2 separate regions of the Mus musculus genome follow, and region 2 is linked to region 1. The links are chromatin contacts, found by POLR2A ChIA-PET in ENCODE. All regions are on one chromosome and are shown on one strand. The core of a region is the stretch at or near the end of the contact, and the rest is flanking DNA. Distances in the headings are between cores, read along the strand shown.

Evidence for each region. ChIA-PET counts read pairs that join two places held with the same protein, here RNA polymerase II (POLR2A).
Region 2: POLR2A ChIA-PET joins it to region 1 with 18 read pairs in embryonic stem cell. The contact joins the promoter of Ttc9 here to the promoter of Med6 in region 1. POLR2A ChIA-PET finds 5 or more read pairs at or near these places in 4 of 5 experiments (Patski and embryonic stem cell).

The regions. Positions count from the first base shown.
Region 1 is chr12:81,589,901-81,596,963 of GRCm38, forward strand. It overlaps Med6 (mediator complex subunit 6), which reads right to left and starts at 5,108. Exons shown (of 8, transcript NM_001347384.1): 1 at 5,040-5,108; 2 at 1,354-1,513. The coding sequence starts at 5,061.
Region 2 is chr12:81,626,590-81,633,433 of GRCm38, forward strand. It overlaps Ttc9 (tetratricopeptide repeat domain 9), which reads left to right and starts at 4,660. Exons shown (of 3, transcript NM_001033149.3): 1 at 4,660-5,212. The coding sequence starts at 4,816.

The sequences.
Region 1 (7,063 bases), core at 3,858-6,357:
AGAACTAAACTTTATAAAACTTACCTCATCCCCAATATTTACATGAGTTATTTCAGAAACTTGTGCAAATGGAACAAAACTCTTATTTAGCATCCTATGTGTGAAGAATCCTGTTTCATGTTTGGATAAAATTTTTTCATTTGTCAAAGAAGGTCTTGCAATAAACCAGACTACATTAAATAATATCAGATTTGAAAAGAGAATAATAATAGTTATCTGACTGAATGGCCCCAATGATAAACTTACTCACTGAGCAGTAGCTCCGGTCCTACCTTACACAGACATTTCAAAGACGTTTAAGTTACAAATGGATGTCAAATTTGTACAAACCCAAACAGAGTGTGTTTTATTATTTTAGATTATATATGTTTACATACATGTATTATATTTTATACATACACACACAAATGTGGGTGTATGTGTGTGTAAGGTCAAAGGACAATCTTTTATGTATATGAGTGCACTGTAGCTGTACAGATGGTTGTGAGCCATCATGTGGCTGCTGGGAACTGAATTCAGGACCTCTGCTCGCTCCGGCTCTGCTCGCTCTGGCCCAAAGATTTATCATTACATGTAAGTACACTGTAGCTATCTTCAGACACACTAGAAGGCATCAGATCTCACTATAGATCCACTATGTATGTGGTTGCTGGGATTTGAACTCAGGACCTTCAGAAGACCAGTCAGTGCTCTTAACTGCTGAGCATCTCTCCAGCCCTTGTTTATTTTTGAGACTGCAATTTAATGAAAAATATTTCTCCCTTCCCCTTCCTCCAAGTCTCCCACCTATACCTCCCCACTCTCCTTCAAATTCACAGCCCCTTTTTCATCAAGTTATTACTACATATATGTACTCATAGTATACATATTATATACTTACATATATATGTATATTATATACTTATATATAATACATATTATAAACTTATGTGTATTATATATAAATGAAAATATAGATATTATATGTAATTCCTAACTATAACCTGTTAAGTCCATATGATGTGCCTTGTATGCATGTTTTCAGGGCTGGCTGCTTGGCACTAGACAACCGATTGGTGTGCTCTTGGCTGGGAGGCCCTCTCTCCCACTCCCAGCTTTACTCAGTGGCCTGTAACTCTTTGTTAGGGTTGAGGCCACATGTATCCCCACCAAGCGCCTGAGAGCACAACTTTCAAGAGCTGATTCTCTCCTCCACCATCGGATTACCAAGCACCTGCACAGGTACTTTTACCCACCAAGTTATCTCCCCAGCTAAAACTTTGCTTTCCTTCCAAAGGTTCTACTGTGTCTGTTACCAACCACCACGCACAGGCCAAAATAACTATTTGCTGCAAAATCTCTAGAACAACTTACTTCAAGTGCTCTAATGTCAGCCTCTGCATTTTGACCACCTCATTATTACACGTCCTGTCATAGAAAGGATTGCTTCTTTCTGAAAAGTAATCCAGGACACTGCCACTGTTCAAGATGGGGATCCAAGAGCTGTCAACCCAGGAGATCCCCAGCAGGTTATCTATGGGGGGAAAAAAACAGTTAGAAAAGAGAAATAACCTACTTTAACAAATACCTATTATGTGCTATGAATTAAAGAATGATTTATTCTGCCCTATGTACTGTGACAGTCTAATAGAAGTCAGATATGAAAAAGAAACATAGGAAGTAGTAAAGTTAGGGATAAATGAATTACAAAAGCACAAAAGGGGAAGCAGAACACTTTAAAGGGGAAATGGAAATTATTTTTCATGGGGCAAGAGGTGGATTTTGCACTGTGTTAAAGAAGAAAGGCTCACCACAAAGAAAAGAAGTATAAACTACTTCCAGGGAGATACCCAGAGGGGCTCCAGGGAGATGCTCAGAGGAGAAGTGGCAGGGGAGAGGGGAAGGCTTGGGGGAAGGGGTAGTGGGGTGGGGGGCAGTGAGTTGGATATAAAATGAATAAGTAAAAAAAATAAATTAAATAAATAAATAAAAACTATTTCCTAGTATAGAAAACTCATTTACAAAGGTATTAAAAGAACTCGGTGGTAGTGGTGCATATCTTTAGTCCCAGCACTGGGAAACAGAGGTAGACAGATCTCTGAGTTCTAGGCTAGCCTGGTCTACAAAGCAAGTTCAAGGACAGTTAGGGCAACAAAGAGAAACCCTGTCTCAAAAAAACCCAAAAAATTAAAATCCTAGAAATCCTGACTTCTTAAGTGTTGAAAACTGATTCAAAACAATTAAAACGAGCCGGGCATACACCTTTAATCCCAGCACTTGGGAGGCAAAAGCAGGTGGATTTCTGAGTTCGAGGCCAGCCTGGTCTACAAAGTGAGTTCCAGGACAACTAGGGCTACACAGAGAAACCCTGTCTCGAAAAACCAAAAAAAAAAAAAAAAAAAAAAAAAAAAAAAAAAAAGAAAAGAAAAGAAAACAATTAAAACAGCCACAACCACCAGTTTAAAGATCCTTCCACTGATCAACAGGGAATATTAGGGAGCCTTTTATTACAGATGAGAGGATAGTGTTGTAAAAGTTAAGGGGAAGATGGTAAAATCCACTATTACAGCCATACTGTTTCAGATTCAGAGTAGAATTAAACCTCAAATTCTAAAAAGATATGGTAGATCCAGGAACAGTGATGAAGACCTATAAGTCATAGCACTCTGGGATGCTGAGATAGGTGGATCAAAAGATTGAGGCCAACTTGGACTACATGTGATCCTGTCTTAAAAGATACGGTAAATTGGTTTCCTATAATGAGTTTAATTGAGCATTGGCTATGATGATGTTTCATATCAGTGCCTACTAAACACCATTATAGTTAAGTAATCAACACCCTAACATATAATACTGGATGAAAAACTTCAGCTCTTCTATACAGCTACTTTTACCATTTCTGAAGAAGTCAGATCTAGGTCAAAGTGACAAGCAATCCCGTGAAATATTAATCAAATGAGAAAAAGTTGTTACATGTTAAAACAATTTTAAAAAAAAAATCATGCTTTGTGTGTTTTAAAATAGAGGGAATGATGGGCGTTTAGGCACACGCCTTTAATCCCAGCAGAGGCAGGCAGATTTCTGAGTTCAAGGCCAGGCTGGTCTACAAAGTGAGTTCCAGGACAGCCAGGGCTACACAGAGAAACCCTGTCTTGAAAAACCAAATAAAATAAAATAAAATAAAAGGAACAAATGAAGTATATTAACAAAAATAATACCAACCATTTATATATATGTGTGTGTGTGTGTATGTGTGTGTGTATACACACAAATATATATGGGTAAAGTCACAATATATAAAACCAGGAAATAATGTTTTTGGAAAAAGGCATCTTTGCTAATGAAGAGCAACACAGGGAAAACCACGACTATGATTTAAATTTCCTAATCCTACTAACAATTCCATTTACCATAAAATGTACATTTCTTTTAGCTGCTTTAGGAAACGATAACTTTTTCCTTAAAAAAGTTTTATCTTTCTGCCATTACCAGGCATAACCATTTCATGTCCATATCTATTAACTAACCATTGGTAGGTAGGTAAGATCTATAATTATACATACAATATTATGCACATTAAATGCTTGGCACACTGTAACCCAATAACTGTTACAGTAGTAATGGTGGCATTTTCTCTGTTCTCATGGCAAATTTATATACTTTTATTACTAATTCTTTTTTTAAATTAATTTATTTTATAATTGCAAGTACACTGTGGCTATCTTCAGACAGACCAGAAAAGGGCATCAGATCCCATTACAGATGGTTGTGAGCCACCATGTGGTTGGTGGAATTTGAACTCAGGATCTCTGAAGAGCAATCAGTACTCTTAACCCGCTAAGCCATCTCTCTAGCCCCCTTATTACTAATTCTTATTCCATAACCAGAATCACAGATAATCTGCTCCCACTAAATTGTGAGTTTTTATTCATCAGGAATGAGCATAATAATCACTAAATGCTTCCAATCCATGCCTGAAGGTCAAGGCAAGTATGACTTACTTTATTATTCACAGATCTCAATCAATTTAAACAGCCTCATGTATCCATGGACATTCATCTACAAAAACTGAAATGAAAAGTCAAGTCTGAAAATAAAAGGTAAGTTGTGATCACTTCATAAACAGAATATACCAAAAACCAAGCAGATTTAACCTTCTCACTAATGCAGTCATCACTCTTCCAAGCTACCTCTAATTTCTGTCCATCCCAGAAAAGCCCTGGTTTCGTTTTGTTTTCCTTTTTTTGTTTCTAATTCTATCCCTGACTTTTACACTACTGTCAGCAGCTAAAATGATCTAGTAAAGAAATGCGTAAATGAAAAAAAAAAAAGACAAAGTCAGAATATGCCGTCCCTGTTGACTGTTCTCTCACATTTATCTTTCCAGATCTTCTCTTCTACATCTCCTCCCTATGCCAGCTTCTCTGCCATTCCTCTAAACACCAGACACATTACAATTACGCTAACAAATCTAAGTAATAAGCAATCCACTATGTACATGTATGAAATTGCCAAGAGGAAGAATGAAATATACACAAGCAAAAACAAACTGCTAAACAAAATGCTACCCGACCAAGAAGCTAGTAAGAGGTTGAGTCTCCATTCATTTATTTATTCTTACTCAATGAAAATATACCTCTACTGCTCAGCTTGCCGAAGGCAACCACTGAATGAATGATAAGTGAAAGGTATTATAGGCTAAAATTTAAAATTATTAATAAGAAGACGGGGATTTCTGTCCGGGGACCCATAAGGTGGGATCAGCCCTTATCTTATTCCACTTCTCTCTTCCGAAAAGCTATCCCTTCGCCCCGACATAACGCCCAGCATTGTGAGAGAAACCCCTAAATTGTTTCTAGTTTTTCCGCATCTACCCTTTTAAAGAGACTCGTCAGAAAACGGGAAAGCGCGACCCCTTTTCGTTAGATTAGAGCCTTAGGGTATCCAGGAGCCACTCAGAAGAACTTGAGAGACCTCACAAAAGAGGGTAACGCTGACTTCCGCAAGCTATGAAACCCCAGTAAACCACAATCTGGTAAGGGGAGCATAAAATTAATTACCTCGGATATCCACCGCCGCCATAATTCCAAAAGCGCTATAAGAGCCTCCTTCCGGCGCACAGTAAAGGCGATGACTACCGCGACGGAAGCGGAGGCTGCCGGCCGTACGGTTAGCGGGGAGGTCAAAAGTATTCACGCGGAGCGCGGCGGCAGGAAAAAAAAAAAGTGTTTGGGGGCGGGGATGAGACCTAAAGTGGGTGGAGCCGGGTTGAGCTTTGGTCGTTGGACACGGGCGGGAAAGAAGAAGGCGTGTCACAGGGTGGCGGCGGGGAGGGGAGGGGATTGGGACACGCAGAAGGATGGCGCAGGGAAGGCGGGGCCTGTAGACCTGTGGAGTAAGAAGATAAAGAATGACCCCCTCGCTTAGATGCCAAACTGCAGCTGGCAGAGGTTGTAGTAACAGAGCCAGAACAAAACAAACAAACAAAAAATAAGCAAAGCGTTAGGCCCAAACAGTGGGGAAAGTAATTTCATTTACAAGTAAAGAGGTTAAACAGAGCGCTGCCTCGTGCTCACTACTAACATTCTAAAATTCTCTAAACCAAGGCTTTCACTTGTAATCCCATCTCTCAGGAGGCAGAGCCAAGTGCATAACAAATTTGGGGCCAGCCTGGACTACACACAGAGACAGTATTTTTAAAAACCTCATGAGTATAAAAACAAACTGTTAGACTTAGGAGCTCCGTTTTTCACCTTATCTCAAGCAGAGAAAATCAAGAGACTTTGTTATTCCTGTTATTGAACCAACTAAAAACCTAAACCAGTTAAAAACCTGTAGCATTTTATGACTAAATTTCAAGAGATAGGAAGGGAATTCAGGGGTGAATTATTAACAAGATTAAAAAGAGAAAAGGAACTGGGCGTGGTGGCGCATGCCTTTAATCCCAGCCTGGTCTACAAAGTGAGTTCCAGGACAGCCAGGGCTATACAGAGAAACCCTGTCTCAAAATAAATAAATAAATAAATAAATAAATAAATAAATAAATAAATAAATAAATAAATCAATAAATAAATAAATCAATAAATAAAATTTTTAAATGAGAGAAAAGGAACGAAAAAACAACAACAAAAAAGAGAGAGAGAGAGAGAGAAGAGGAATTCCTTGAGTAGTGTCTAAACACTTGAAGGCAGGGAACAATTCTGTGATGTGAGGAAGCCATAGAAACCCACAACAGAACGTTCTGTCTCTAGTGTGGTTTTCTAAAAGCAAAATGATGGAGATGCTTACAAACAAGATACAGAAACTGAGAGGAGAACCCCAAAACCTGAAGGAAGGAACCTAAATTCACAAAACTAAGGACTACCTAGGCTCCCCCAGCATGTAACCAGAATCCACAAACAAGGCAGGAGAACCATTAATTTAACTGGGACTTTTCGACTCACAGATCAAAGAATTCCACATTTTAAATTCTCAGCATAATAAATACATCACACACACACACACACACACACACACACACACACACACACACACGTTGGTTTTCAAGACAAGATTTTTTAGCTGTCCTGGAACTTGGTTTGCTGACTAGGCTACCAAGCTGGCCTTGAACTCACAGAGATCTACTTGCCTCCGCCTCTCAAGTGCTGGTATTAAAGGTGTGGGCCACCACATCCAGAGAAAACATATTTCTTGTTCACTTCAATTTGTGAACTAGGATTTTATACCGGAAATGACAAAGAAGTGTGTCCAAACTGCTCTGCTTTTCTGTTTGGTTTGTTTCTTTGTTTTTATTCGGATAGTTTCAGCAGGAAAAGGCAAGCTTTTGGGTTTTGTTTCACTGATCTTGTTTCCTTATGTCTTTAGAAGATTAGGAAAGGCTGTGGCAACACACAGAACGTATGATAAGCCAGACTGGAGAAGTTCACTGTATTTTGCAGCCTGGCGAGGGCCCTGCCAGAGGGCTTTCTGTTTGGTTTGTTTCTTTGTTTCTTTTGTTTTTATGTGGACAGTTTCAACAGGAAACAGCAAGTTTTATAGGATATAGCTAAATAGCTTTATGTGATGCAGCCCACAGGTTAGAACA
Region 2 (6,844 bases), core at 3,410-5,909, 36 kb after region 1:
TAATTCCATCTGAGGGGAAGCAAGCATTTCCAAGAAGCGAGAACACGCTACAAATGAGTGGCTAAGCCAGACAGAAGCATGCTGAAAGCAAGCAAATAAACAATGCCAGGCAACCACACTCAGCACTGCCAAGTGGGACAGATGGGCATAGTAACTCCTTCCTCACTTCCTACCCCCATGGTCTTCCCTCCCTTCCTCGCTGGTGCTCCCCTCCCCTTCATCCTTAGGAGTACCAAGGTCTTGTGCTGAGTTCTTTGTCTTACACAAGGAAATGTCACATGAGTTATCTGTCTCTTCGAACCCTATCCTTAAAACCAAAACTGAAGGAAAGACATAGTGCGGGGAGGGGAGTTGTCATGCCATTAACCTTAACCTTTTAACTTGATTCTTTTATTTTCTGCATGTATGTGTTTGTATGTATACGTGTGTGGTGTGTATGGGTATGTGCACACATCTGTGCAGAGGACAAAAGTCCACATAGATGTCTTCCTCAATCACTGTCCACCTTATTGGGACAGGGTCTCTCACTGATTCATTGATTTAACCAGATTGGCTGCCTGTGAGCTCCAACGATCTTCTGTCTCTATCTCCTTAGTACTGAGGTTACAGAGGCTTGCTTGCACAACCTTATCAACCGAGCCATCTCCCAAGACCCACGTCTTACCTTTAGATGGTTAAAGTGACCTGAATTACTTCTTTTTGTTGAGACATTACCAAGTCCAAGGTCTGGGTCTTTATTTGATATTTGCTCTCTATGATTCTTTCTACCCTAATCCACTGGGGTAACAGGAAATCTTTCAATCTCTTCCGTCTGCTCAACTACTTGAAAATAGAAAGGGCCAGGAGTTGGCAGATATTTACGAATTATTGGAGTTCTGCCGCCACATTATTATGGGATCCAGCCATGGTAGGATTTAGTGTGTAATACAATTACCGTCTGCCAAGTACTTACACCATGCTTCACAACAAACCCACTGGGTCATAACCCCACCCCCACTTAATGAGTGGGGAAATCTGAGGTTGTCTAAAGTTGAATAACTTGCCCAGGAACTAGCCAAGAGAGAATGCCAGCTACACACACACCTGTCCGACTTCAAAACTCCTTCACCACTGAGCAAACAGAGCGCCTCACTTGTCAGAAGACGGTAGACTCAGTGTGTAAGCAGAGACTCTTTACCCTCTTTGGAGCATTAGGGAGGCTCAAGTGGGATTAAAGGTGATGGAGCATTTAGAAAAGGGACGTTCTATAAAATGCAAGGTATAATTTAGTACGCCAAGTTCAGGTCCAATTAAAAAGCTTTAGTTCACCATGAATGGTAACTACCCATGTGAAACATTCATCCTTAGCATGAAGTATGTCCCAGTTAAGGTGCCATGCATTTTTCATTTACCAACTTCATAAATACCAAGTCCTTATACAAGTTTTACTCTTGATGTAAGGAAGCTATGTAATGATGTATTTGTGTTGGGAGCGCAGGTTGGTCTCACCTTTTAAATTTGAATTATACATATGACAAGGTCTCCCTCTGTAGCCCAGGCTGGTCTGGACTTCACTCTGCATACTAGGCTAATCTCAAATGTGAAACATGCTTTGTGTCTCAATCTCCCGAGTGTTAGGATTACAGGCAGGACACCCCATAGCCAGTTGGACCACATTTAGACAAACAACTGTGCGCCAGGGAGATGGTTTCATGGTTAAAACACTTGTAAACCACCCACCCTTGGCTTGGGGGCCCACCCACAATGCCAGCAATTGGAAGGTGGAGACGGGGGATCTCCAGAGAAAGCTGGCTAACCAGACCAACAGCTCCGAAACCCTGGATCCAATTGAGAGACCTGTTTCCATGAAAAACATGGAGAGCAATCAATGAAGACTCCCAACATCAACCTCAGGTCTCCACATACAAGTGCACTGGCATTACACACATATGTGTTCACGCACAGAGAAACACACACATTCTCATGCATACCACACACATACTCACGGGGGAGAAAAGAGCAAATTGACGGACTTTCTTGAGCTGGGTGTATGGCTCAGTGGTAGAATGTTTGCCTAGCACAAATGAGGCTCTGGGTTTGACCCTCAGCACGGTGTGTGTGTGTGGGGGAGGTTACTTTAAAAATTAACCAATTTTCCTGACAGAAAAGTAAATAAGAACAAAAAATAAATACGAGTAATGCAAGAGATTAAGAATAATGTAAGAGCTTCCAAGGACAGATTACATGGGTTTAAATACCAGGCTTGTTACTTACTGGGAGTACAACCTTGACAAGTCTCTGTAACATGCTGTGGAGGAAAAGAAATAGCCCAAATAGATTCATGGGCGTGAATGATTGGCCCATGGAGGTGGCACTATTCGGAGGTGTGGCCTTGTTGGAAGAAGTGTGTCACTGTGGAGGCAGACTTTTGAGAGCTCATATATGCTCAAGGTCCACCCAGTGTGGAGCACAGGCTCTTCCTGGTTGCCTTCAGATCAAGATAGAGAACTCTTGACTCTGTCTCCAGCAGCATGCCTACTTGCATGCCACCATGTGTCCCGCCATGATGATGATGGACTAAACTGGACTACTGAGACTGTAAGCCAGCATCAATTAAATCTTTTCTTTTATAAGAGTTGTCATGGTCAGAGTATCTCTTCACAGCAATAGAAACCCTAAGACATGTGGTATTCAAAATTGGAGTAACTACTTATTTCACTAGATTGTTATGAAGGTTACATGTATGCAAAGTGCTTAACCCAGTCCCTGGTACGATGTAAGCACCAGGTATTTGATATCTACTATTGTTCACTTCATTTAGTATTATCCACAATAGTGCATAACGTAATATAAAAAGCCGTCTGGATACAAAAACAACTGGCTCTGTACTTTAAGGTACATACCTACAATAGACTATTATATAGCCATGAGAATAAGGCATGGGGGCCCAGCTCAGCTGTGGAGCACTTGCTTGCATGAATCCCCAGGTTCAATCCCCAGAACTGCAAGAGGGAAGCACTAAAAGAATATTTAATTCCATGAAACGTGAAAGTTTAAAAAGAAGGAAACAAATTTTAAACATTGACCCATACCGCTTACATTTGTTAAGCAGAAATACAAAACTTTGAGTAAGAGTCTCCGGGTACCCCTATGTATACGCTGAGGCTTTTGTTAACAGTTTTTTATACTTTCCTAAACTTCTAGTGCAGAACAGCGGGTGTGGCCATATTATGTCAATCTTGTTAAAGTGCAACTTCTGGGTCAGTGGGCTGGCAGTCTTGCACCCGGAGCACTTCTTGCAGGCTCATCAGTGATGCTCATTCTGCTGGTCCAAAACCTGAGTAGGAAGTTTTCACAGCACTGTCTCTGAGCTCCTCTTGGAGCTACAGAAGCACCGATTGCTGGATCCAAGGCTAGGGTCCTGTTTTAGACAATCTGGACTATGTCCTTAGAGCTTGCATATAATAATTTCCAGAAGATGTTGATGCTGCGGATCTGGGAAACACCCTTTGAAAATCACATTAAGAGCATCTTTTCGTTCCCTTAATATCACTAAAAATGTATCTATCCTCTTCATTGCCTATAAACCCAAATCCAAATGCTTTATTCAGAAACCCCTGGCATCCCTCTCACTTGGAAAGCCATAAAGTCAAACCTTTAGGCCTTAAATATGTCTGAGGTGTCCAACATTACAGCTCTGAGAGCTTTCTTGCTTTGTCTGGTATTTTACTCCTTCCCTGTGCCCATCCTTTGGGGGGTCTTCAAATGTTATTACCCTGTAAGGAATTCCCAGGGCTCCACAGCGCTTTCTGTGATTGCTAGTGGGAATTGTATCTTCCAGCAGTAAACTGGGTTCTTTTGGTGTGTGTGTGGTGGGGGGGGGGGGGCTGTAACTTGCCTATTTTCATCTGCCTGTGTGTGGCTCAGCCAATCTCCTGCATACAGCTGACACTCTCACTGACAGAGGGAAAGAAAGAAGGAGCCTCCCCAGGAAGGGTGCGTAACTGTCCAGTAATGGAAACTGGAACCCTGTGCCCGCCAAGCCTGATGACCAACAGTAACAGGTGTTTCCATCTCCGCTTCTGTGATTCATTCTGCATAGCTGCGCACGCACATAGCGTAAGCACACACAGTCTCCCGGAATACAACGCCAGGCACGCAGACGTGCACCCGGTGTCCTGGGCGCCCGGGAGACACACCTCAGCGACAACCTGGATCCACAAAAGCGAGGCTCTGCCACCTAAAATAGTAATGTCTTACTGCAAACAAAACAAGCAGTGGCACCTGCTTATTTTCCTTGCTCCCTGGCGCACCTTTCTCTTTAGTCCTAAAGAAAGCTATTGAGGTGACCCCCCCCCCTCCCAGTCCTTCCCATACACACACACCCCTCCCCCATAGCTTCTTTTGGCCACGGCGCGCCTCGGAAGGCTGGATGAATGGGAACCAGGGGGCCCTCTTTGTCGCTAATCTTCCCCTCCTTTGAGCAAGCCCAGCTTCTTCCGGGTCAGCGACAATCACCACCACCCCAGTCGGGCCCGTTGTCCCCTGCACCACGGCCAGGCTCGCACAGGGTCCGGTAGCCCGCGGGGACAGGTTGCGGGAGCAGAAAAGGGCGGGGACGAGGGCGGGCGCCGAGGGAACGGGGGAGGGAGCTGGGAGGGGAGCGATCGCAGGAGGAGGGAGCTGCCTCGGGCGGCTGGCGAAAAGGATGGGAGTGCGGGGCAAGCGCGCGGCGCCCAGGGTAACGGCCGCGGCAGAGTCTGCGGGGCGCGAAGCCAGCGCTCCGCGCTTTTAAAGCCCGGATCGCGACGCGCTCTAGGCGCGGGCGGCGGCCGGATGGAGAGGAAGGGCTTGGCGGCCCGATCCTCGGGGAACCCTAGCCCGCCTGCGCTGGGTGAGGGACCGCGGCCCGTGCCGCCGCCGTGCGTCCCGAGCGGCGGAGGAGCCCCGGAGCGGGGCCAGGCTGGAACGGCGGCCGAGCCCGCGGAGCTTATCCGGCGCGCACACGAGTTCAAGAGCCAAGGGGCGCAGTGCTACAAGGACAAGAAATTCCGCGAAGCCATCGGCAAATACCACCGGGCGTTGCTGGAGCTGAAGGGATTGCTGCCGTCACAAGAGGAGCGGGACGCACGGCCAGCCTCCTCGGCAGGGGTTCCCAAATCCAGCCGCCTCTCAGAGGAGCAGAGCAAGACGGTTGAAGCCATTGAGATCGACTGTTACAACAGCCTGGCAGGTAAGCCGCGCCCCGCCGCACCCCCTCCTCTCCTTCCCCGGGCCTCCAGGGGCCCCGCCCGGCCACGCGTCCCGTCCCCAGCTTTCCCAACCTAGTCTCTCTGGATCCCAGAGCGCCGCTGAGGCACACCGCGGTGCAGACTCCCTCCCGTGACAGTGGTGCTCTGGGGAGATCTGGGAGGGAGGCGCTTGAGAAAAAGTGTGACTTTCAAGATGATGTCTTCCAAAGGCCATAGTCATCTTGAGTCTCTTCCCTTGCAAACATGGTGAATCTTGCCTATAAATGACCGGGCAGACAGAGGGCGACCCAGCGGGCCTGTCAGCGACTGCTACTGCTCACTTGGGTTCAAACTGAAGAGATAGAAGAAGCCAGAGATACCGCACAAGCCATGGGCTCTAAGGCTAGCTCATGCACCTGTCTGTCTCACTCGGGTGTCACTGGCTTTAAAGTTGACCTATGTCTTCCCTTAAGTAACCAGATGGAAACAGGCCTTCCCTCAAGTTCTCCTGCCCCAGTAGCAAAGGGGATTTTTTTTTTTTTTCAGGATGTCCTGAGTAAAATGGATTCCAAAATGCTACTTTCTTCTCTCCGGGTCTTGCTCCAGCAGTCTCAGGGCTCTGAGTTCATGGTTGGTCCTTAGCCCTGCTGAATTCTTAGTCTCCTGCCTAAGGCTCTTCTGTTGGGCTGAAGGTGTACTTCCATGGTGTGCTTTAGGGATGAGGCTAAGTGTGTGTGTGTGTGTGTGTGTGTGTGTGTGTGTGTGTGTGTGTGTGCATTATAGAAAATGTAAAGTCTGTAAAAAAGGAAAACGCTGAGGCTTTCGAAGGACTTCCTGCGAAATGTGGCAAACAGCGATATAAACAACTGCCTTACAGTGACGCAACCACCCTCTACTTTTCCCACCTAGTGTGTATGGTTTGGGGCACAGTCAAGCCTCTCTCTGTTAGAATAAAAGGCATTTCTTCATTTCTAACCTTGAAAGTTGCTTGAACTAAGTATGGCCTGTTAGGGGGTGGGGGCGGGGTGACGATGGATGCATCTGGAGGTTGAAAGACTACAACTATGGTCCATTCAGAAATGTAGATCTGCTGTGTTGGCTTTGGGCATTGAGCACCAGCTTCCCTCCGCCTTCCCATTCTGTCATGTTTGAGGTCATCTTTAGGCAAGTGCTCTACCCCTGTGCTGCCATGCCCCTATCAGGTCATCTTTACTAGGGTGAAACCCAGCCTGGGAAGACACGGTGTGAGGTAGCTTACACACGTTAAGAATTACACATGTAAACCAAGGGCAGTTACAGAGATGGTGACACTGGCCCTAGTATTACAAATAATGGCACCAGAGAAAATAATGGCACAGAAGGATGGAATAGGTGAATCCATAAAAGGATACTTGATTCCTCTGGTTTCCCGTAAGGATTTGGCCACTGCCCTGATGAACAGTTAAAGGGCAGAGCCTGTGAGGGCGGAGGAAGAGGCACTCAGGATGGCTAATGCAGTGATTTTGGAGTGGTAATGGGTGTTCTAGGACTACATTTACCCGGCCCATGAATAGCTAGCACTGCCTGCCCTCCACCCCACAAGTGGCTGTATTTCCATGGTGAAACCCAATGTATGTCCTTGGTCAGGCCTGCCT